Regions from separate parts of the Homo sapiens genome. Here regions 2 and 3 are each linked to region 1. The links are chromatin loops, found by intact Hi-C in ENCODE. Cell type or tissue: gastrocnemius medialis. All regions are shown on one strand. Region 1 overlaps STK39 (serine/threonine kinase 39). Region 2 overlaps XIRP2 (xin actin binding repeat containing 2). Region 3 holds the start of B3GALT1 (beta-1,3-galactosyltransferase 1).

Region 1 (8,000 bases):
CACATGTGCCCCTGAAACGAAAATAAAAATTTTACAAAAACCAAAACAATACAAACCACTTTGCTAGCAGATTTAGGCAGGAAGTGGAGGTGCACCTGCTGCCCCAGTCTCTATGCCTGGTCTGGAAACAGCAAGAGCTATATCTGTATCTTTTGTTGGGTGAGCTGCCTAATCTCTCTGAGCCTAACCTGTAAGGCAGAGCTGACAATACTTACATTGTGTTGCTGTGAGGATGAGAGATGATCTGTGCAGGATGTCTGGTGCCGTGTTTGACACATAGCAGGTGCTCAGTCAGCAGTGGCAGTGTGATTGTCATGTAAATAAGGAGAATGATTATTGTGGCTACGGAAGACTGGACATTTTAGAAGTATGTAGTGAAATCAGGAGTGAAGAGAGTGTCCTGTAGGTGGGGTGGGGTGCAGATGGGTATTGAAGGTTGTTTCTGCATTGCCGTTAATTTGGGTGAAATGGAGGAAAAGCCTATGGATGCCTACAGAAAGAAGGAAAATAATTACAGTAGTTAGTTCATTGCCATTGCCTATTCACCTGTCTTCATGTTTTCTTTTCCGATCCATCAAGGTGCTGGCAGTGGGTGAGAACCAGGGCTTTCTTTCACTACAGTAAACCCTCCCTGCCCTGAGAAGGGGCGTGTATGTGTGAAGAGCCTAAGAGTAGTGAGAATTAAATACAAACACAGCCAATATTCTTTCACAGCTTTCAGATCACTTTCATTTATGCTTCCATATTTGTCCCAAACAATTGTTCTTGAAGACAGGTAGAGCAGGTGTTACTGTCACACTTTACAGATGGAAATGTGAGAGGTGAAAAGGACCTGCCCAAAGTCACATGGCCAAATAAGCAGGAGTGAACTCCAGTTCTTATTCTCAATCTATGCTCTTTCCACCAAATCATACCTCAGAATGAAGAAGAAGAGAACGGAGAGGACAGGAAGGAAATATAGATGGAGAAGGTAGGCAGAGTTAAGTGGTGTACACAGGAAAATGGGAGCGTATTTGTCATTCTCAGAGTGAGTCGGCCACCATTTAAATTGTGTGAGGAGGATGTCTGTGCTATTCACAGGCACTAGGAGATGCTACAGGCACTAGGAGATGCTGCAGGCATCATTGCAGGAATCTGGGAAGTTTGCCAGGGTTCTAGCAAGTGTAGAGGGAAGGAGGTGACAAAAAGGCTTTGGAGATTATGTTGGGGAGAGAGATGGCTAGTGAGAGTTTGGTTAGCATCAACAGTTGTTAGATACCGTCAGAAGCTCAGCTTCTCACTCATGAAGTGGTAATGGTAATAATAGCTATGTTTGGGAGGACTAAATTAGGTAATACATAATATAATAGTGGTTGGGACAAAATAATAAGTGGCACAGGTTATAGCAAAATTTTTTAATAATCACATATATTGCTTTTATTACTATAGTTATTATAGTCCAGATTGTTTTTGTAACATTTATGATTGCTGCCACAGCTGTGGGCACCCCTGCTGCTGTTCCCATTTCTGCTGCTGCTAGAACAGCTGTTTCCATTACAACCACTGCTACCAGTAGTGGGCACTCAGGTGCACATGATACAAGGACATAGCACAGACAGTGAAACTCACCTTTCTGTGAAGAACGCACAAACGTCACAAGACATGCAAAACTCAAAGAGTAATAGAGAATAAGCGCTTTGGTATGTGGGCATAGCATCTGTGCTACAGCTACGGGAAAGGTCATGAAGCTGGTAGATGGGGGACATGTGAAGGGGGAAGAGAGAAAAACGATATTTATTGTGCACCTTTATGCATCCTGCTAGATGCTTACGTCACATTTATCTCAATTACTGCAGCCATACAACAATCAGTAAAGTTCTGAGTATAAGATATGTTAAATAGGTTAGGCCAGAGGATAAGATACATTAGACTATTAAGAATGATTTTTAAAAAGCTATAAATATTTTGAAATACCAACAGAAAAGGAAAAACCATCTATTAAAAGTGAGTTAAGCTATCCCTAAAGGGTTACAGGATTTTAAAATTGAGAACCACAAATATCTCCTAGTTTTCCATGCTTCTGTGTACAGGCCTGAAAATTAAGGCCTAAGGAGGTCGAGCCTTAACCAAGGCCAACTGCATCATCATGTCCTAACAGTCCAAAGCCAGTATCCCAGTTTGTTACCATTTAGTTTCTTCTTTTAGTCGATAAAGAGGGAAAATTACCCTGAGTTTCTACAGAATTGCTTTTTTCCCCTCCTGGAATCTTATAATTAACTTATAAAATATCGAAGGTTATGCATTATCATTAAAGCAGAGAAGAGAGAGTGATTTCAAATGCTTGATGGAATGATGTTAGTTTTGTTCCAAGTTTTCCCAGTAGAGGGCAGCAATGGGTTTTAAGTCTGTGCCATTGTGGAAAGCTAACTGAGCAAAAGTTTTGGCTTTGTCGAAGGCCTCAGACTTGGAGTTGAGGGATCAAAGGGGTGTTAGGTCCCTACTGAGCCATGAACAAGAGACACCTTAGTCAATTAGGGTGCTACTTTACTGGGCAGGAGATTGAAGGGTGATGGTTTAACGACTTTTCACTATTACTATTTTTAAGTTATATTTTCTATTAGCAAATCAAAGCAATCTACCATTTGCATTTTACATAATTCGTGTCAGAAACAAACATCTCAATTTTGAAGATGGGATTGGAGAGCTTCCAGTATTTTGTGGTCTCAAGCTATTTTTAGAAAATTCTTTGGTTTCTGCAGTTCTCCTTAGAGCTTGGTAAATACGGGTAGAAGAGAGTCAACATGTACAATAATAACAGTGAAGGAGAAGTGGACCCACTTCCGCAGTTACCGTGCATATTATGGGTTTAATATAAAATACTCCCAGTGATCCACATCGGCCTGAGTGCACATGTCCTCTCTCCACTTTGTGTTTCCTTTTCCCATCCTCTCGCTTAAAACCGACCATGTGCCTTGGGAATAAATCTCATTGAGGAACTCACATGCTCACAGGGAGGAGGGCAAGGGTGGTTGAGGATATTATTTTTCCTATTTTAGAGCTGAGAGAACAGTAGGCCAGAGAGGTTAAAGTTACTGATTTCACTGGGGCTGTTACAGGGACAGGCGTTCACAGAGTGTGAGCTCATTGGTGTTTTCACTGCTTTTTTATTTTAAATTCTTTGCTTTTTAGTTATTTGAGAACTGAGAGTTCCTTTGGTCAGAAAAGAGCTTTTGGTCACTAGGGGGTGCTATTAGAACAGTTCATTGACTAAGAATCTGGACAGGAATTGCTTACCAGTCTGTAAAAAGCCTTGCAGCCGTAGATTTTTTCCTTTTGCTCTGTGTCTGTGGCTTGACTGGTGTTCGCACTGGGGGTGAATTAGGCAGAGGTGAGGGTAGAGGAAAGAGCAAGGGGGAAAAGCATCTTACAGAGTTACTTTCAATTCATTTGGTGAATTGAGTTGTTGTTTTTTTTTTTTTTTTTTTTTGAAAGCATATGTTCTGGGAAAGTGACTCCTTTCTGGTTGCCTTTGACTGGGAGCTGAGAGGATCCACTCTGGAAATTGTAATTTGCTGATCCCCATTTAGGGAGAATGTCTTTATTTTTAGATTGATCTTGAAAGACAGTGAGCTGTGTAAACTTTCACAGACTTGGAGGTCCAGTTTTGGATATTTAGAAATAATGACACATACTCTGAAATTATTGTAAGAGATACTGTTTCTACAAATTTAGTTTGTAGAAAACTAATTGTTACTGGAAATCACATCCAGTTAGATTTGTGAGGTCTGGATAGTCTTCAAACATATTATGTGCTTCCTTTTTGCCTTTGGGAAATTTGCTAACTTTTCCCAAAAGCTTGCGTGCATGAGCTAGCTTTTCTGGAACTGAAGTGGCGTGTTACTTGCTGAGAGAAGCTCCCGACTGCCTCCTCCTCCTCCTCCATCTGTCCATGCAGTGCTCCCCGAGCATCCTGGTAACCTACTAGGTGCTGACCTTCCCTACGGTAGGTGGCCTTTATTCAGCCTCTCAGCTCCCTCTAATCCTAGTGTACCATTTCTTTCCTTTCTTCCGAAAGGAAAATAATTTGGCTAGAGTTGCGGAAAAACTAATATAAAATATTGTCAGTAAATGCCCTTTTGATCTTGTCAAAACTCTACTATAGTTGTACTGTCTTTTCTCCCTGATTGAAAACTCAATGGCTTCTTGTCATTAATAGGATAAGATACAAGTTCCCGCCACTTATAAGATGAGGTGCACATCACTTGGAGGTAAGGGATCACTCCAGGGTCCCATGGTCTATGTCTCCAGGCTTTCTCTCAGCCACGGGCCACCTCGGCCTTCAACACATCTTTACCAAATTAGATGTGTTTGGTAATTGTACTTTTCTACCAGTACACTCCTGAAATCCCCACATGCACCATGAAGGCCTCTCCCTACACTTGTATCTCTCCCAGCCTAGCATCTTTTCTGTGAAGCTTTCTGATACTACCCTCCCAGCACCCCAGGAGGTTCATCAGTCTGTTCTCTGTACTACTCCTTACCTTGAGCTTAAATATGTTGTTGCACTTGGTGTCATTTATAGCTTACTTTCTGCTAGTTTTACCTTCTGTAGCCTACTATCAATTCTTGTGGAGCATGGATGGTGTCCTTTTATCTCTGTGTTCTCAGTACCCAACATAGTATTTTGGTCAATTAGTAACTATTTTTCAAATTGAAGTTTAGCAAGCAAGATGGTGATGAGGATCGTCTTCATGGGAGCTGGTGTGAGAGTGCAAGGGGAGGTAGAGGAAATCTGCTTTTAGTTTTAAAGAAGAATAGTTAAGATATTTTTCAGCTGGTGCTGTATTCTTGTATTTGAAGTCTGGGACTCAGGGTTTAGCCGAACCTAAATTTAAAATCAACTTTGTTAGCACCAACTTGTTGAGAGTCTTGAGTGAGCCATTAACTTGATTCACCTTTGCCACATGATCATAGAATGGAATGGTTAGATATTATTAGGTAATAATTGTGAATTATGCACTTTGTATTATTTGACAACAAAAATGTAGTCCCTACCACTCAGCATATATTGACTATTGTCATTTTCTTCTCTGAGCCAGGATGCACATACGTTTTCCTGTTACCTGAAGCTGCATTTAATTAGGAAGATATTCCAAAAATAGCTTTAAATTAGGTTTTAGTACGCTCCACTTTTGGATTACCTTTTACTTATTTCCTCACTTAGGAGAAATAATTTAAACTTTTTATATCATGATCCTGCAAGTCTTTAAAATGAGTAAGATGTTTTGGAGTAGGGAAGGTGAAGGAAATGGAAAGTAATGGCACTTTTATGCATCACGGGGAAAGGAAGGGTTCTATCATCTGTGGGAGGAAGGCAAATGTTTGCCCCTCTGCCCTGGCCTCTTAGGTTGTGGTCATTCAATCACAGGGAATGTGGAGAGGCCAGCAGGGGGTGTGGTACATATGTTTGAGACATCATTGTTGGGGGTCGGGAGTCTGCTTGTTTTAGGCTAATCAAACTTGATTGACTTAACAAAGATTCAGGGCTCTATTTATTTTAAAAGGCCAGAAATACCTTGTTTTTAAAAATATATTTTTTTACTTTGAAATCCAGTAGTTCTAAAACAAATTAAAATTCAAGGGACTCGATTAAGGTTGCACTTTGATATAGAATTTTCTAAGCTTTCCATTGAATTACTTCTGACACATTCAAATACCGATTTAGAAGAGTGTCTAATGACTTTTAATTTTGTTCTTCACATATAGACATATACAAAATTAAGGCGCCCTTGTACAACTTTCACAGCAATCATAGAGCTGGGAAATGCAAACAGTAGCCTTTAATTTAACCCAGATTGAAAAGGCCAGTTGAAGTTGTTTTGGGTGAGGGGTGGGCTTTCTCTGTGACTTTGTGGAAAGCTGTGAGAGGCAGATGAAGGAGAGAAAGGCTCAGGAGTAGCTCTTGGTCAGGAAGCTGGGACCATAAAAATCTATGCTTGAAGGTTAAGACCAAGCTTTGGCTCTTGAGATAGACTCCAGCCAGCCCTGGCTCTACGACCCACTCATGGGGTAACCTTGAGTGGCAGCTGAGCTCCCCAGTGCCTTGTCTGTGACATGGAGACTGTTCAGTGGCTTCTTGTTCTTCTTGGGCAAAAACTAAAATCTTTAACCGGGGTTCCAGTGCTTCGCATGGTCTAGTCCCTTCTTCGCTCTTCAGCCTTGTCTTGCATTCTCCACCCTCAGTTCTCTATTGTCCACTTGCCCATAGCCCTTGTCCATGTTGCTCTTCCCCCTGGAAGTGTCAGCTCTTCTCATCCTGAGCAGACCTCAGTTTCAGCTCAAAGAGTCATTTCTCCAGAAAACAAAGTTGGAATCATGCCATATTTATTGTCCTGCAATCTACCTGCAATTTCATTTAAGATATACCTTTGGACATCTTTTTATGTCAACAAACATAGATTAGCGTAATCAAATGGCTGCATGAAATTCTGCAAGAATGACTATAATTAAGAATCAATTTTTTCTTGATAAATACTAGATTGTTGCCAATTTAGAAATCGTTAACCACACTGGGATGAACATCATTGTACTTGCATTATTACATAGATGTTACCTATTTTGTTAGTCTATTTCCTAGGAACAGGATTGCTTGGTCAAAGAGTATATGGTTTATAATTATTGACACATATCACCTTACATATGTTTAAAGTGGGAGGTGTTATGTTTCAAATCCCAGCCTGAGTCTCAGGTCCATCATCTGTAGAACATTACTTATGTATACACCCATGCACATGGGTGCATGCGTATATATGCTTAATTCAGTGCCTAGCATATGGTATTTAATATTATTTATTTTTGGCATTGGAATGTTATCCATGAACATTTACTTTATTTCATTTTTTTTCCTAGATCTACAGTTAGCTGTTTTGTAGAGAGAATTCCAGATCTTCTGGTGGTTCTGCAACCTTGAGACTTTCAGTACTTTAGGAGAGATTAGATTATACGAGGTACTTCAGGCTAATTGACCTAGAGCCTATTATGTAGATCCCAGCTTAGGGTCCTGAACTCTTGGGGCCATTAAAGTTAGTTAGGAGAGAGCCATTGGTAGTAAAACGTATTGAAGCCGTTTTGTTCTGCAGTCTGTTCTTGGACACAGACCGAGTGTGCAGTGTTACAAGGTGTTTTGCCCATTACTCTGTCACTGTAATCTCTTCTGTCCAGAACAAACAAGTGATAAACCAGCTGCCTGCCTGAAAGTAAGACCACGCCGTTTTCATCATCCCCTGGCTTCTGGTTGTAGATGCTTGTTATGAGGTCCGATGTCAGCCATTCATGCGGTGCCAGGTGTTGGTCATGACCAGTGCCTACACTCAAGGATAGCACTGCAGTTTCCATAATCCTATGATCTTAACCATTCATAACTTTTAGAGTTGAGAACCCTATTTTTCTTTTTTCCTGAACCATTGCATTGTTTTTAAAAAGAACGTATAACCTTGAGATTACAGCCTCACTGGCCCTGGGCTGGTTTTGAACCTCATGTAATCACATGGCTTCTCTGAGCCTCGATTTCCCCACCTTCCCAACCTCCAAGGGTTTTTATGAAGTTGAAATGTGACAGTTTATGTAAAACACTTATGCAGATTATAACAGAGATTCTAAAAATGCTTTTTTTGCCTTCTTCTCCCTTCCCTCATTGTGCGTCAGGGAACATTTTGTAAGGAAGGAGTTGTGTATTATACAAGTGAGCATAAGGAAGTATTTAAATGTCATGTGAGAATTGTCTTTTATTTTCTTAAGGAAATTATTGTCTAAGGTTAGTGAATTTCATCCTGCTCTTTCGTTCTTCCTTCCTGTCTCTGTAGAGCACAATAACCCAACAGCTACAACCTCATGCTTTAGATAAAACTGTTCTTGCTCTTCTGCCAACATACACAGTCCTAGAAGTTTCCTTAAGGACTCTGAATTACTGAAGCTTACTTGGAACTCTACCATTTATTTTTGTTTTAATTGTATGATTTCTG
Region 2 (8,000 bases), 990 kb after region 1:
ACTCCTAGTTTATTCTTTTGTTACCCACAGACAGAAAGACAAGTATGTTTTCCTTTTATTTTCACAAAAGTTAAAGTCAGATTATGGTCAAGTGCATTGTTTCAAACCTCTAATACTGAAAATGCTTGTTGTACTGGTTTATAGTCAATTAAAATATATTCTATTTAGTTTTAAAAATCTAATTAAAATATAATAAGGATAGAAGCATTTATAAACACCTCTATTTTTCCTAAATTGTATTTCCTAAACTATATGCAGTCATTATTTTCCTTACTAATTTTTAAACAAACCCCTCATATATTTTATTTATTAACCACTCATGTTGTACAAGGTATGATGTCAAGAAAGCATATCAAAATGTTATGCTAACCTTCAAAGATGCGGCTGTGACCACTTTCAGGTGACATCTTGTCAAAAGATGTTTCCTTGCCTTTCTTGTCTGAATCTTTCACAGAATCCTCCAGCTGGCTCCCAGGGTGACTCTTAAAAGCTGGCGAGCACAAACTTCGCTCAATTTCCACTTCCTGTTACAAGACATTAAAGGGTTGTATGTTAAAAGCTATCAGTAGGAAACAGATGTGTTTTTTAGGGGGGTTAGAAGGCAGAAATGAAAGAGGGAGGGATTTCTGTCATGAGGGATGTTTTCAATATGCTTCAGGTAAAATGTTGATAACTTTGCCAAGAACTGCAAACATATATCTGAACGCTTAGTTTACTTTTCTGCCACTGGTTCCACTTCTGAATTAGCCTTCCTTTCATGTGTGTGTGTTTTTTTCTCTCATAAAAGAGAGAGAGTGGAAATAAGGGTCACAATACAACATAATATATGTTAATGGATGCAACTTTCTAGGCCTGAGAAATGTTGATGAGGGACTTTCAAAAAATGGCAATGTAAAAACATTATATGCTGAAGACAGAAGGAAATGAGTTTAATGTCATGTTCACCCTGTAATGATAACCTTAGCAATTATAGAGTTCCCAAATTACAAGCCCATTCAGCCAGCATACATTGAATACAGTTTTTCGATTCATAAAGATTATGAAATTACTTCTTCAGATAGTAATTTAAAGGTGAAGAGATAAAAGATTCCCAAAGAAAGGAAATATAAAGGATATTTCCAACATAGAAAGTCTAGCATTCCTTATTGTATAGGCCAATAAGGAATATACAGATTCCTTATTGTATAGGCCAAGTAATGTAATCAAATAAAACAAACCAGCCAAGTAGACTAAATATTTTGAATAAAAACATTGCAAAAAGTAAGTAAATGACTCAAGACAGTTCAAGAAGCAAAAGTCTAGTTTTAAATATGTCAAGTAATATGTTGAAAATGTTTTCAACAGCTACACATAAGTTAAAGATTTTCATACAGGAGGTCACACAGTAGTCTTCCCTGTAACTGTAGGTTTGGTTTCTGCAGTTTTATTTACCTGCGGTCCACAATATGAAATGAAAAATTCCAGAAATAAACCATTCATAAATTTTAAATTGCATGCTGATCTGAGGATCACTCCATCTGCCCAGGACGTGAATCATCAGTTTGTTTGTCCATACTACCCACCGTGATTCACTTAGAAGCTGTCTTGGTTATCAGATGGACTATCGTAGTATTGCAGTGCTTGTGGTCAAATCACTCTTATTTAACTTTTATTACAGCATAGTGTTTTAGTTAGTCTATTTTATTATGAGTTATTGTTGTGAATCTCTTACTGTGCTGAATTTAAAAGTTAAACTTTATTATAGGTATACATATATTTAGGAAAAGACAGAGTATATGTAGGGTTCGGTACTATATGTGGTTTTAGGCATCCACTAAGGGCCTTGTAACATGACCCCCATGGATAAGAAGGCACTATTGTATTTCTCTAAGCAGCCATTCAGATAATGATGTCAGTAATTGTTTTTCACTTTTGTTACCTCTTAAGTACACAGACATGAGTGAGTCAAGTTTGAGAGACAGCTAAAAGCTTCGAAACATTCTTAGAGTAGATACATTTTCTATGTCTTTGCTATGGTTAGAAAAGAAAAGCTTTTCAATTTATATATAATATATACACACATGTAAATATATATATACATACATCACATGTACATAACAAGTATATATGAAGATATATACACACACGTAAATATATATATACATATATCACATGTACATAAGTATATGTGAAGATATATATTCACACAAATATATAATATACATATACACATGAATATACATGAATATATATTCATATATATGAATATATTCACTATGTATATGTGTGTACATACATTTATTACAAATGTGTGTATATACACATATATACACATATATATAAAATCACTAGAAATATTGTTATCTGGTAATCATATCATCTTTGGATACTCCCAAAATATATGATGTATGCTGTCTTCATTAGAGTGAACTTTAACTGAAGCTAAAAACAATTGCAGGAGAAAAATAGAGAAAAAGAACTTGTCATTTTTTTCAGGGCATTCCCTTTAACATGTGTTTCCAACTATTACAAAAAATCCATATGTTCATAACTTGTAGTGAGGTATCATGCTGTTGAGACACAGTGTCAGACATGCCATTACATGTGGCACGAGTATAACATCCTTATCTCAGTTCATTCTGGTGTCCTCTCCACTGTCCTGGAAGGTGACTGCTATGACATGAACGCAGTATGTTTGCTTGTTTTGTTTCAGCAATTTAATCCAACTGCTAGCATTGGCAAAAACAAGATGAGATAAATAGAAGGTGCAGATCCCTACAAAGTTGTGATTTTTGTTAGGAAAATTTATGTTTTGGTAAAAGGTGGAATACTGAACATGGTCCATGGACTCAGACTGATGATATTAAGGAATAATTTCTGTTTCATATACCTACATGGAAATGTGATTTGATTAAATTTCAGCTGGTGATGACATTAACTTATACTATATTGGTATTCTCATTTTGGAATTCACAAGTATCAAGAGTGCATCTTGTACGGAGGCAGTAAGGAACAATCTACATGTGAATGTAGTGGACTTATTTTCAAGCCCTAGTCATCACATCAAAGTCATTCTGAGGCAAGCTCTTCAGGGCCTGGCAAGGGGTAAGGAGGCAGCTGTGTAGAGATGTAAAAGAGCTTCTTGGATGAGGCTGAATTGAGCTGTCTCCAATCAAAGCAGTGATCTGCTTTAATCTCTCGTAATCTGTTTTATACACTGTGCTTCCACAAAAGATTTACTTTGAGTAAAAATCTAGAAGCTTAAACAAATGCGTACAATACCACTTTAGAAGGAACAAATGCAGCATTTCACAATAAGAAAGTTGGATTCAAGCCCTCCCTTGGCTACTAATAAGCTTTGTGGCCTTGATTAAGTCACTTGCCATTTCTAGGACTAAGTTTTCTCAAATGTTCTTGGAAGAGATTTAGTCATTGAACACCTAATGTTCAACAACCAACTACTGGTGGTATAATTTTATTTAAAATAAAATAAAGAAATGTTTTTCACCTTTTGTGGCTTCCAGTCTAGAGAAGGAGGCAAATAGTAACGAAGCCCAGGAGTCAGTATTAAACATGCAACTCTAATGCTGAGTGTCTTAATGGGGGAATTAACTCAGTGAGAGAGAGCCCTGTATAGGGCTCTCCCAGGGAAACGACCTTCAGCTGATATTTGAAGAATGAATGGGGCTTAACTACGTGAAGAGCTTTCCAGGTGAAGACAATATGTGCAAATGTCCTGGACTGGGAGGGAGGACAGAGGATAGAGTAGGTGGGAGCAGGGAGGCTGAAAGGAAACACGTGGTGCTGGATGGCCTGCAGAGGCAGGCCGGGAGCAGATCACAAAGGCCTGCAGCACCATATTTGCTTTGTCTTAGCTCAATGGGAAGTTATTGAATGTTTTTAAGTGTGTGTGTGTGTGTGTGTGTGTGTGTGTGTGTGTGTATACACATGCACACATGACATAATCAGGTCTGCCATGTGAAAAGCGCAGTCTAACTCCAGAACAGGATTTCTAAATCTTGTCACTGTTAATATTTTGAACCAGATAATTCTTTGTTATTAGAGCCTTATTCTGTGCAGGTAGGATGTTTGGCAGCCTTCCTGGTCTCTACCCACTAGATGCCAGGAGCATTTGTCCCTAGCTCTGGAGTCATAACTATTAAAAGTGTGTTCGCACATTGCAAAATCTCATGTGGGGAGCAAAGTCACTGCTGGTAAAGAGCCACTACTCCAGACTGGGTTAGAGTAGAAGGTTACAATACATGTGGAAAGAGCAGTTAGTATAGCAGTACTGCAGGCAAGTGATGATGATCTTAAAGAAAGAATGATGATGGAGATGGCCAGAAGTGAACCAAGTTGAAAGCCATTTAGGAGATACAACTTTCAAAGCTTGGTCATGGATTGAATCGGAAGTTTGAGAAGGATAGAGAGAGGAGGGGAGAGAGAGAATGAGAGAGAGAGGGAGTGAGAATGGGAGAGAATTTAATTTTTCTCTATGGCATGCACAACAAAATGGATTGTGAAGCTATTAAATGATGTCAAAATATCAGATAAAAGCTGGTTTGAGGGAGATGATAGATCATGAGTTGGGTAGCAAGATGTCCAAAAGGCAGTTGGATGTGTAGCCCTGGAGCTTAGAGGAGAGGTCCAAACTGAACAACTAATTTAAGTCATCTGCCTTCCGTGGTAATTGAAACAACAGGCTTGAATGAACTTGCTTAGGGGGAGAGTATATAAAGTGTGATGGAGAGTGAGTCCAGAACCAAGCCTTGAAAAATGCCAACATTAAATGGATGGCAGAGGAGAAAAATCAGAAGGAAAGAACATCTTTGACAATATTGAACTTGTATTGAAAGTATTAATTTGAAAAGGACTTAAATATATCTTTTGAGTTGAGCAACATGGATGTCAACAGTTGAGCAAAATTGCTTCCTTGGAAGTACAAAGGTTGGAAGGCAATTTGAAGTGGGTGAGAGAGTGACTGGGAGATGGTGAATGGAGCTCACTTACTGAACATTTCAATGTTAATGTGGATGGGAGGAATAGAGCAGTAACTTGAGAGAGATGTGTTTTGTTTGTTTTAAAGGAAGAGTTTTGCATATGTTGAAAAGCTAACTCAAATTATTTAATGAGATAGAGGTGCTGACTATATAGAAGAGAGCAATAACAATCAGTGAAGGAAAATTCCTGAGAAGGGCAAGAGGATGGAACCCAAAGCATGGGTAGAAATATAGCCCGAAGGTAGCATAACAGAAAGCGTTCCTGTTCTCACTGAGGGGAAGGAGGGTCAAATTAATGTAGATATAAGTGATTTGCAAGCTTGGTAGCTTGAAGATAAGAACCCAGGCAGAAGTTGTCTATTTTCTCTGTTATGATGCAAAGTCTAATGAACATAGGGGTATCTGAAGAGAATGAAGAAAGTTTACCTTAATTGATGGGGGGAATGGAGGAAGAGAGATGACTAAAGATGACTGTGGCAGTGCAGCACTGGGGGCCCATTTGAAGTTGGTAATATTAACTCTGCAGGGCTACCAATAGGGCCTGTTAAGTTACATAGTTACTTACGAATTCAGAAAACTCTCCATAGTTCTAGTTTGGGCAATGAGAAAGTATATAGCTGACTTCAGCCAGGGAGCGGTTTTGTGAGGAAAAATATAAATAAAATTTCTATTGCAGAGTGGGGTTAGGGCAGGGAGAGACCAGGTACAGGAAATTTAGGTCGCCACCAAGAGATCTAAGAGAGCGATTGAAATGATACACTGTGCAATGTAAGTTGGATTAAAAGGAAAGAAAGAAAAGAAAGGGTAAACTGGAAGACAGATAAAGGGTCAGCAGACTGGAGATCTTGGTGAAACTAAAGAACCCTTTTAGTGTGAATACTTGGCAAAGCAAATTGTAAAGAGTGGTGACTGGGGCCACTGAGATGTTTGCTTTAGTTTGTAGGGAGTAGGGTAACTTGTTAGGATCCAGCGGTGACCAAAAAATGAAAGCTAGGGTAGGGGGAAAGTTATTAAATAGGAGGAAACCTAGGAACTCAGAGGCCATGATGGTGTCCCAGGAAAATGGAAGGACTTGAAGGCAGAGAAAAGCTGTAAGTTGTGTATCAATGTCCTTGTAAACGAGGGAAACCATTGAATTTAATAAATAACAGTCATGATGGTTGGTGGTTGGTGGGGAAGGTGCAGCTGACTGAATGAGTCTCAGATGAGCAGGGGTTTTTTTTAAAGAAAAAGTAGGAGAGGAGTGATTAGGAAGAATGGTCTCCAGGTACATGGAGACAATTCAGGGACACTGGTGATTTCAGGGGAGGGCCATGTTTCTGTTAAAGCAAGAAGGTGACAGAAGTATTTGGAGAAGAGGTGGAGGGTAGAGAAGTCATTGCTGATTATGGAGAGGCAGTTCCAGAGGTACTGGTGGAGTCTCTCGCTTAAATAATATGTAAATAAGTAAAATCTCTCAGTGAGGTCTATTATCTTTACTAGTTTTATGACTCTTCAAAACGAGGAAAGCAATTGAAAATAAGGGAAACAAACTTGAAAGAGAGCAAGATAATTTTTCTTTTCTTTTCTTTTTTTTTTTTTTTTGAGACTGAGTTTTTCACTCTTGCTCAGGCTGGAGTGCAATGGCGCGATCTCAGCTCACCACAATCTCTGCCTCCCAGGTTCAAGTGATTCTCCTGCCTCAGCTTCCTGAGTAGCTGGGATTACAGGCATGCGCCACCACGCCTGCCTAATTTTATATTTTCAGTAGAGACAGGGTTTCTCCATGTTGTTCAGGCTGTTCTCGAACTCCCAACCTCAGGTGATCCACTTGCCTCGGCCTCCCAAAGTGCTGGGATTACAGGATAATTTTTCTTTCTTACTTATATATATTTATTGCTTTAACATATGTATAATTATAATCTTAGAAGATAAAATATTTTTTAAGATGTGAGAATGAAAAATGCCAAGTCTTTAATACAACCCAATGTCTATTTCACAAGAGACATGGAGCTGTAGAGTCCCCTAAAATAATAAGAACATCTTACCAGGCATTTGAAAAGAAAGCAGGTTGCCCTACTGCTTTATATATTTTCCTCTCAGTGTGGATCCGTGAGTGAAGAGGTCCCCAGGAAAATATAAAATGATAAAAAGAAAATATTTAGATTTGTCTACATTTAAAATGCTGAGCTAGCTCGTGTACACTCCCAGACTCAGTGGGTTCTTACCTTTAGAGAAATAAAAATATTAATAGAAGCATAAAGAAGTTTTACACAGACATAAAGAGAAGAGCAAAAATAAAGGAAAATTACCAAAATATAAAAGACCAGAGAAGAAACCTTGTATGAATTCTGCTGTGTTACTGTCCCATCTGGTCTTTGAACTTTTATTTTTATTTTTTCAGAAGTCCTTTCCTGGAAGACTGTACCTTCTCCCACTATGTATTAAAAATATTTCTTCCCTCATGACCTAACTCAGTGCAGTCTCCTCCAGGAAGCCCCTTCAATCATTATATTCTATACTCATCTTTCACTCATTCAAAATATTTTTGAATAATTAATCTATCTCAAGAAATGTTTTAGGCACCATAACTACAAAAATGATTAAGATGCAAGTTGGGTCCTCAAGAAGCTCATAGTGTAATGGCAGGGAAAGATACATCAAGTGAGTATTGTAACAAAAAAGAGTGTGATAATAAAGAAATGTAGGTGTCCTGGACACTACAGATGGAGGATTCTGGGGAGATGTGGTCAGAGAAAGCTTCCTGAATTTGATTCTGTAGGTAACAAGAACTCTTGCAAGTGAATTAAGTGGGGGTGGCGGGATTAGATTTGTGCTTTAGATACATATATCTGTCAGCTGTGTGAAAAACAGATCATACAGTTGCCTCTCAATATCCAAGGGGGGATTGGCTCCAGGACCGCCCCGGATACCAAAACCCATACACGTTCAAGTCTCATAGTGAGCCCTGTGGAATGTGTAGATATGAAGTCAGCTTTCCATATTCACGGGTTTCCCAGCTCGCCAACACTGTATTTCCCG
Region 3 (8,000 bases), 830 kb after region 1:
AAAGATTTCCTCCAAGTAAAAGTTCCATACACACACACACACACACACACACACACACACACGTACACACACAACCTTAAAATGAGCACAAAGGCTCTTAATTCCATTTTAAGACTTGTGGCTTACTCCAATACATAATGCAGTGGATATATAAAATGTTACTTGATGTCAAGGTGAAAAAGCACTTTCTTAGCCAAGTCGTTAAAATTTTCCTTAGAAGTTCCATTTTTAGTACTGGCTGTTACTGATAGCTTAGTTTTAATTGAAGTTTATTTTAAAATTGTTAATTAATAAGTATAACACACTTTAATCCTATTTCCCCCATATTAACCTATGAGGAAAACAAAAAGTTTTACCAGCACATAGTATTGCATAAAAGAAACACAAAACTAACATAAACTGCTTAGCCTGTTTTAGTAACCTTAACAAAGTCCTGAAGGTTTCAATAACTAAAATATTGCAATATTAATCACCTGGAAGCAGGTAAATTTTGTATAGAACAACCACCACAAACTATATACTTTCTTTAATCATATCAGAAAACCACACTTTTAAGCCAGACATGATGAATGCTAAGAAGAAAATACTTAGCACCAATTTTTTACTAGTCCAAATGCAGTATGTGTGACTAAAATCATAATAAAAAAATCCATTTACAGCACAACAATTAAGTGATGAAAACCATGAGACCATCCTTGGACCCAAAACTAACATCACTACTAGTTTATCGTAAGTTATTCATCTGCTTTAAAATAACTTAGTTGTTAAATTGGGAGAAAATAGAATCTTTACAATGAAAAATAACTATCGAAAAATGCCTGACATATTTGGACAGCTCCCTCCTGATTTTCTATAGCATTTCTATTACGTGCCTTACTTTCATTTTCTCTGGTTTACCAAATCAGAAATGAGCCCAATCAAAGTGGTTTCTGCGGTTTGGTTTTGGGTATTTTTGTTGTGTTGTGATTTGTTTTGTTTTGGGACAAAAGATCCCTCTAGTGAAAGAGATTACGGAGCTACATAACAAGAAAAATGCTGTCCCCAGTTCAAGATCCGCCTCCCTGTATTGAGCCAATTTTTGTTTTACCAAAGCTGGCAGGCAGGGAGCTGATGTTCCACCTCCATTCCCTGCTGCAACCCCAACGCCAGTCAAGTACCGGAGCCTCGCCCCATCTGAGACAGTGGGGAGAGCTCCTTAGTATTGAGGTATTTCAAGAACTTTCCTAAGCAGATACTCCCACGGAGACAAGGAGCCACATAGAAAACAATCGCCAAGAGTAAGTTTGTGCGTCCTGAGCAGGGATGGAGAACCCACTGCACTGAACTACGGAGATTCGGATCTGGCCCAGTAGCACCATCCATTTGCAGCAGCGCAAAGAATTCGCCTTCTGCGGAAGGCTTTGCAGCACGGGTGGAACTCTCAACAGCTTTATCAAATAAGATAATCTAATATGAAACAAAAACGCTCTGGAGGCAGCTGGGTACCCTAACCTGGTTACTCTGCGTGGTTAACGTGTCCTAGGTCTGATGGACCAGACCCCAGCGGGCCTGAACTTTGTCGGAAAGCGGAGCCGCCAGGCATTTGGCAGCTGCCAGAGGCGCACCAGGCCGGGTCTCAACCTGGGAGGTCAGCGGGCCAAAGCGGCCTGGGGAGGCAGTGGCCCCACCTGGACGCCGGGCCGTCGGGCGTCGGAGCCCCGCTCTGCCTCCACCAAGCTGTCCCGCTGCGCCCTACGCCGCCACCAGGCAGGAGGAGCCGCTACCAGTACCTCAGAGTGGGACTCTCCATCCTCAAGTCTGCGCTCCAGAAAAGTGTAGCAAGCCTCCCACGCGGGGCTTCAGACACCTAAAAGTCGCCACTCCCCCAAGAGTAACCTCCACCCCCACCCCCACCCCCAACTTCTCTTTCCTCCTTTTCTTCAGCAATGTGGACCAACAGTTACTTTTCCCTCTCTTCCCTTCCCCTCCGAAGTCCCCGGGGCAAAGTGGGACTTTGGGGAGCCTCGTGGAACGCGCCTCTCCCCTGGCGCGCCAGGTCCACAGCTCCTTTTAATCACCGCAATAAAGTTCAATTTGCTCGGCTCTTTACGAGCCACGGTGGACTTTCCCGTGCGCTCCGTGCGTTCTACCTCCCGCCGAGCCAACAGCATCCTACTCACTCCAGCCCAGCTTGGGTCCTTGAAGGACGTCGGGCCACGCAGAGGGGACCCACTGTTCTCGCTGCAAAGTGCCCCAAGCCGCGCGCGCGCACACACGCATCCACATCCACACTCACACAATGCCATCCCCGCGCTGTCAAAGTCTGTGAGCGCGGAAGGGAGAACGCACCAGCTGGAGCCGCACGGGCGCGGGCAGTAGCACAGCCCAGCGTCGGGACACGCAGTCCGGGTCCCAACACCTTCGTCGGGATGCCCCGGCCACCACGCGCCTCGTAACCCCCAAAGACCACGCCAGCCGTCCCGGGGGCGTCGCGGGCGCTGCCGGACAGAACCTTACCCGCGGGGCGCGTGGTCTCCGGCCGCTGGGCTGGCGCGCGGGCCACAGGGACGCTGCAGCCAGGGTCCCGAAGATGCTGCTGCTCCGCTGCCGCTGCCCCGATCCCCGGCGCCAGCATCACTTCTCTGCCGCCCCCGCCTCCTCGTGCTCCGCTCTCTCGGCCGCCCCTCCCCGGCGGCCGCCTGCAAGACCGGCAGCGCCGGCGGCGCGGCGGGGTGGGCAGCAGCAGAGGCGGCGGCGGCGCCCGCGCGAGCTCGCCCAGCTGCACTAGCCGAGCAGCCGCGGCGGCAGCCGAAGCACCCGAGCCCGGCTGCGCTTCCCCGGCGATGGCTCTGGCCTCGGCGACTGACAACGCCCGGCAGCCAATCGCTGCCTCGCCCCGCTCGGCGGGGGGAGACCAATCAGAGCGGAAGGCCCAAGGTTTTCCTCCGCCTTTGCTCAGCGGGCTTGTTTCCGGGAGAGGCAGCGACGCTGCTGGGGTTTGGGATGGGGGAGGCGCGGGAGGGGCGCAGGATGGGGGACTCGTGGCCCCGGAGCCTTAGGTGAGGAGGGAAAGCCGGGCCCGCAGGGGTGGGCCTGGGGCGCTTTCTGACCGCCAGGAGCCCGCGGCTTGGCAGGAAAGGGCGCCGCGGGGTGACTTTGTCCCCAGAGCCTCGTCCCTGCGGTTCAGCGTCTTGGCATCGCTGGGGCGAGGGGGGAGCGGGGAGGGGTCGCGGGACCCGAGTACGAACGGCGCGGCTGGAGAGCGAATCCCAGGAGGTGGTCGCCGCCTTGAAGGAATCACGCGAACAGTCACCAGACAGCGCCCCCGTCCTTCTCCCTTTGGCAGCTGAAAAGAGTACTACTTCTTAGGCTTCGAACCACTCCTCATAGTAATCAGCCACGAAGTGTCCCCAGCTAGCAAAGAGGCACACGGAGAAATGTCGGAGTTGTAGGCAGAGTGGACCTTCCCCGTCTTCCCTCCAAATAAACGCCCCTCACCTCCCCACCCCAAACGCAACAAACAAACAAACAAAAAACCTTGAGAATGGGGAAAGATAATTTAAGCAGCCACCCTAATTGGTTGGCTTCCTTTTTTTCCTTTTTCTTTGGATAATCAAGTCTGAATGTTCTAATAGTTTTTTTTAATGTGTGTTTGACTCAAACACTAGCGAAGTAATGTTATTTAGCAATAAAAGAAAAAGAAAACAAAAGCCACAAAATGTTTTTCTGCACCACTCTCCCCTAAATTGTAATGATCTTCCCTTATGGAACATTTTTAGTTTCTTTAGTACAAATATGTCTGAATGGCTCAGAGTTCTACCAATAAGTTTATATTACAATGTTCTAGTAAAAAAAAAAAAAAAAGTTGTACATGAAGGTTGTAATAAGCTTGGGACCTTCCCAAAGTGACCCTCTGATAAATAGTCATACCCACCTCACAACGTTGTTGTGAGGGTCAAAAATCAAGTGTGTATATCAGCTACATAGTTGACAAATTGCTGGAATTCAATGTGTCTTAGCTATGATGCTGAAGCTCTTCTTGCTAATTGTATTTTTAAGGGATCCTTTTTGTTTGCAATAATAATCACCCTTTTCTTCACTTACCTTACTCTTTAAAAACTCCATATATCCTGTGATCACCAAAACAAACCCTGTCTAAATTTTATTAGCATTATGAGGAAAATTTGATTGCAAAATAGATGTGTATTGCCATCTTTTAGTACTATAGAAATTATGTGCATATCATCACTGTTTTTTCCAATTCTCTTATGCCTTCCTCCCCTTCAGTAATTTGACCAATGTAGTTTGGGAGCCAGATGATCTCTTCTTAAAAGAACTGGCTGTGCTAATAGATAAGTTCATTTTTTTAAAGGCTAAAAACAGAGAATATGGACCACACCACACTAGATTTTTAATCTAGAGAGGGGTTTTTGTTGTTGTTTTGTTTTCAGAAATTGTATATGTAGTTCTTTATTATTGTGCAATGACATAAAATCAGCACCCTAATTGACTATATGAGGTAATAAAGGGGAAAAATGAATAATAAAGGAATAAAAGAGTGAAGCTGAAATCTGGGAGAGAAAGAAAAATATATTTATTCAAAAATATATTTTATTCATGGGGAGGAGCTGATATTTGCAAAATGTAGAAATCTTAAAACTTAAATCTCAAAATCAAAATTAAAATGCAATGACAGTTTAGAAATATGCCTGATAAAAGGTAAGTTTTGAATGATTTTCCATTAAAAGCTAATTTTGACTTTAGAATGTTGTAAGCTATGTGGAAACTTGCAGAAATGTGCTTGCACAAGTATCAATATGATTTTTCTAACCATTCTCCCATGCCCTGCCAATTATGCTATTTTCCAGTATTTTATATCATCTTTCCATGTTATTCAATATTTTGCAACAGTTATCCTTGAAAATACATGGGTCCTATGTACCGTGTTTTTAGAGATTAAGACAATTAAATGACTATCCTACAGAAGCAAAAAAGCTAAAGAAAATCAACAGTCTGCATACAGATATAACACTAATATCTCATATCACTATTGCTACCATATCACTAATGCTGTATAAGCAGCTCTGAGAAAAAACACTTCATAATTAACAACGTACTAATGGTGAAAACCATGAAATATTTAAAATCAGTAAAGATGAAAAACCAAGACAAAATTTTTAAAGTATCTGAAAAGATTGCATGTTAAGTAGGTTTTCATGCATTATTATGAATTTCATGGGATATATTGGACAGAAAGTCCAGTGTTACTTAATTATATGACTGTTTAATAAGAAAATTTAATAACTTTTTTTGGCCTACGGATATGTCTGTTTTTCTCCTTGTGCAATGAGAGAATTCATTCCACTTGTTAATAGTGACAGAAATTGGCTTGGTCAGTACCAGCAATAATGGTCAATAATGATTGACCTAATCCTGAAAGTATGTAAAATAACTTCATATTAATTGATGTGGAAAATCTATATTTATTAGGAATAGGAACTGAATACTTCATTGGGATCCATTATGACAAAAGTTACATCTAGCAGGCAGAAAATTAAATAGGAAGTGAGAGAAATTGGTCTAGTTCCAGCTCTGGTTATGTCTGGGTGAGTAATCATAGGTCGGTCACTTAAACTTTCCCAGTATTCCTTATATGTAAAGTAGAGATTAAAAACAAAATAAAACCTATAGCTGCCTTTCTTAGAGATGAGGATTAACTTATAATTGAAACTACAAGCCACAATGGACTCTTGCAGAAAAGCCCTTCTTAAAAGGTGAAGAATTGGAATTTAATGATAAATACTACCCTCTCTCAAATGTGAATTAGTTTAATTCTTACAATGGCACTGTTCATTATGGATATGTAATATCTATTTCTAAAGATGAACATATTAAGTTTCAAAGAGTTCCTTTACCAATTTTAGGATAAATTGACTATCAGTTACACTTTATTTGTTGATGTTGCCCAGCTTAGAATGTTTTTCCTTTAGTTCCTTCACTATGCCACTTCCAATATTATTAAAATATGCAAGTTTAATGGTTGGCATCTTAATTTAAATGAAGGGCAGACTTTTATGTTTTATTATTGGATGTAAATTACACCTGAAATAAAGCCTATTTCCCTAAATAATATAACTTGTTAGATAATTTCAAATACAGAACACCTCAATTATCATATTTAAAAACTATAAAACTTCTATAAAATAAATATTTGTGCTCATATTATAAGATTGCTACATTAGGTTTTCTTTGCATTGAAAGATTGAAGCAAAATCAAAACGAGAAGACAAGAATGAAAACTAACAGAATAGATTAGATTCTACTAAGTTAATCATAACTAGCATTTTTAAAAATATTCTTTATACCAGGACCTGTGTGTACACACACATCTCACACACACACACACACACACACACAAATATAAGTAAAAGAAGAAAATCATTCATCAAAATTTTGTAGGAAACAGGACTCCAAACAGGCAAGTGTTCAAATTCCTAGCCCTGTACTCTTACCACCACAACATACTCTTTGCTACTGAGATTTGAGAGTTATCAATAAAGAGGAAATCATTGAAACTAAGATAATGTAAAATATTTTGAAGGAAAGAGTATAGTAGGGCAACAAGCCTAGAAGATCATTTATAATTAAGAAAAAGTAAGGATAGTGTTTATTTTGGAGCGGGGGCGAAATTTGATCTGAAAATCAACTCTTGACTGTAAGTATTGACAAGAGATGGTGAGAATGGGTGAGAAGATCTTTGGTTTCCTTTAAAAAGAATTGTGGTAGGGCGATTAGGGTGACAACCATTTGATCCACGCAGAATGGGGAAAGGATAATTCAAGTGGGATATTTACATTAGAAAAGAGTTACGTTTCTTTACGTTCAATATTTTAAAATGGAGGTAGAGTCATGATTTATGCAGAAGGCTGTATAAAAAACTTGAATTGACATAGTTTCATAAAGTCTTAAATTATTGACAGTCTTTATTACTGTTATGTTTAAAACAAAAGCATGTTTAAAGATATGCAATCCTTCATTTGAGTGTTTGTTTATAATGTTATAGAAATCAAGTCATTACCAAAATTGCGGAAAAGATACCTCTTTACCTCATTAGATTCCATTTTCAATTTTTATAATTTAAAATTTGGTCATTTGCTTGAGTAAGAAAATCCAACGTCTATTAATAATGAATTTTTTTTTCTTTAAGCTGTGATTACTTAACAGCAGCTACATATGACATTGGTGCAGCATGACATGGAAAAGTAGAAGGAAGGCATATGCTTGTGTGTGTGTGTGTGTGTGTGTGTGTGTGTCGGGGAAGGGGGAGTAAGGAAGAAGTGAGAGGCAAGAAGGAGTAAGGAAGGAGAAAAGGAGCAGAGTTTTCAAGTTATTTGTAAAGCATTCTCTATGGCTTCATTAGTCAATACTAGGTTCTGAAGCCACTTAAAGCATAGGACACTATAAAATTAATTTTAAAAAATTAATGACTCCTGTATTACCATAACAGAATGCTATTTAAGTGTCTAGCATAGTGATAAGAGCTCAATAAATGTTTGGTCAAGGAAAAATGAATGTATAAATGTTACATGGGGTTTTGTGGGGAAGAGCAGGGAGAAATGATGCTAAAAGTTGAAACCAAACTATAATATTTAACATGAATTTTTGCAATTATGACTATTTTAACTTTACATAAGTTGAATTCTAACAGTAATTTTATTTTCTATGGTATCCCAGGATTGTTGTCCAGATTACACAGGCAAGAGCGTTCTTCCCTTAGACTGAATCTTCACTTTCTTTTAGCGTCCCAGACCCTCACTCAGTCTGGCTTTTAACAAATTCTCCAGGTGTTCTAGGGTGATTAGGAAGTGAGCCTAGAGAATAATCCTACTTGCCTCGGGAGAAAACTGCTAATAAAAGGTCAAAGCTGAGTTCCTAGGGACTGGAGCTATGGAAGCTAATAGCACGAATCATCATTAGCTTTTACTGATGCCAAGTCATGCAAGTCTGTGAAGTTCATACAG

The links. A loop is a pair of places that touch in the nucleus more often than their neighbours do. Peaks named below come from ENCODE experiments on the same cell type or tissue, not always from the same donor. Only the 100,000 strongest peaks of a DNase experiment are listed, where the experiment ranks them.
Region 2: a loop joins it to region 1, with 6 times the contacts of the local background. A loop is called at or near these places in 7 of 110 quality-filtered maps.
Region 3: a loop joins it to region 1, with 5 times the contacts of the local background. A loop is called at or near these places in 13 of 110 quality-filtered maps.

Annotation. Positions count from the first base shown.
Region 1 is chr2:168,114,069-168,122,068 of GRCh38, reverse strand. All of the region lies in intron 10 of STK39 (serine/threonine kinase 39), which reads left to right. Among named protein-coding and RNA genes, the nearest start is that of STK39, 130 kb to the left of the region's middle. RefSeq lists an enhancer at 5,168-5,707. In gastrocnemius medialis, CTCF peaks have their summits at 2,133, 2,333 (motif pointing right) and 3,211 (motif pointing right); a DNase peak (open chromatin) is centred at 7,288; H3K27ac peaks cover 2,513 bases.
Region 2 is chr2:167,128,433-167,136,432 of GRCh38, reverse strand. XIRP2 (xin actin binding repeat containing 2) reads right to left here. Exons shown (of 11, transcript NM_152381.6): 3 at 371-524. All of the region lies in intron 1 of XIRP2-AS1 (XIRP2 antisense RNA 1), which reads left to right. Among named protein-coding and RNA genes, the nearest start is that of XIRP2-AS1, 8.5 kb to the left of the region's middle. In gastrocnemius medialis, no CTCF peak of the experiment used is centred here; no DNase peak of the experiment used is centred here; H3K27ac peaks cover 1,819 bases.
Region 3 is chr2:167,287,831-167,295,830 of GRCh38, reverse strand. It overlaps B3GALT1 (beta-1,3-galactosyltransferase 1), which reads right to left and starts at 2,830. Exons shown (of 5, transcript NM_020981.4): 1 at 2,497-2,830. RefSeq lists enhancers at 1,110-1,722, 2,951-3,564 and a silencer at 2,666-2,715. In gastrocnemius medialis, CTCF peaks have their summits at 3,013 and 3,213; DNase peaks (open chromatin) are centred at 2,870 and 3,290; H3K4me3 peaks cover 3,182 bases; H3K27ac peaks cover 774 bases; H3K27me3 peaks cover 2,305 bases.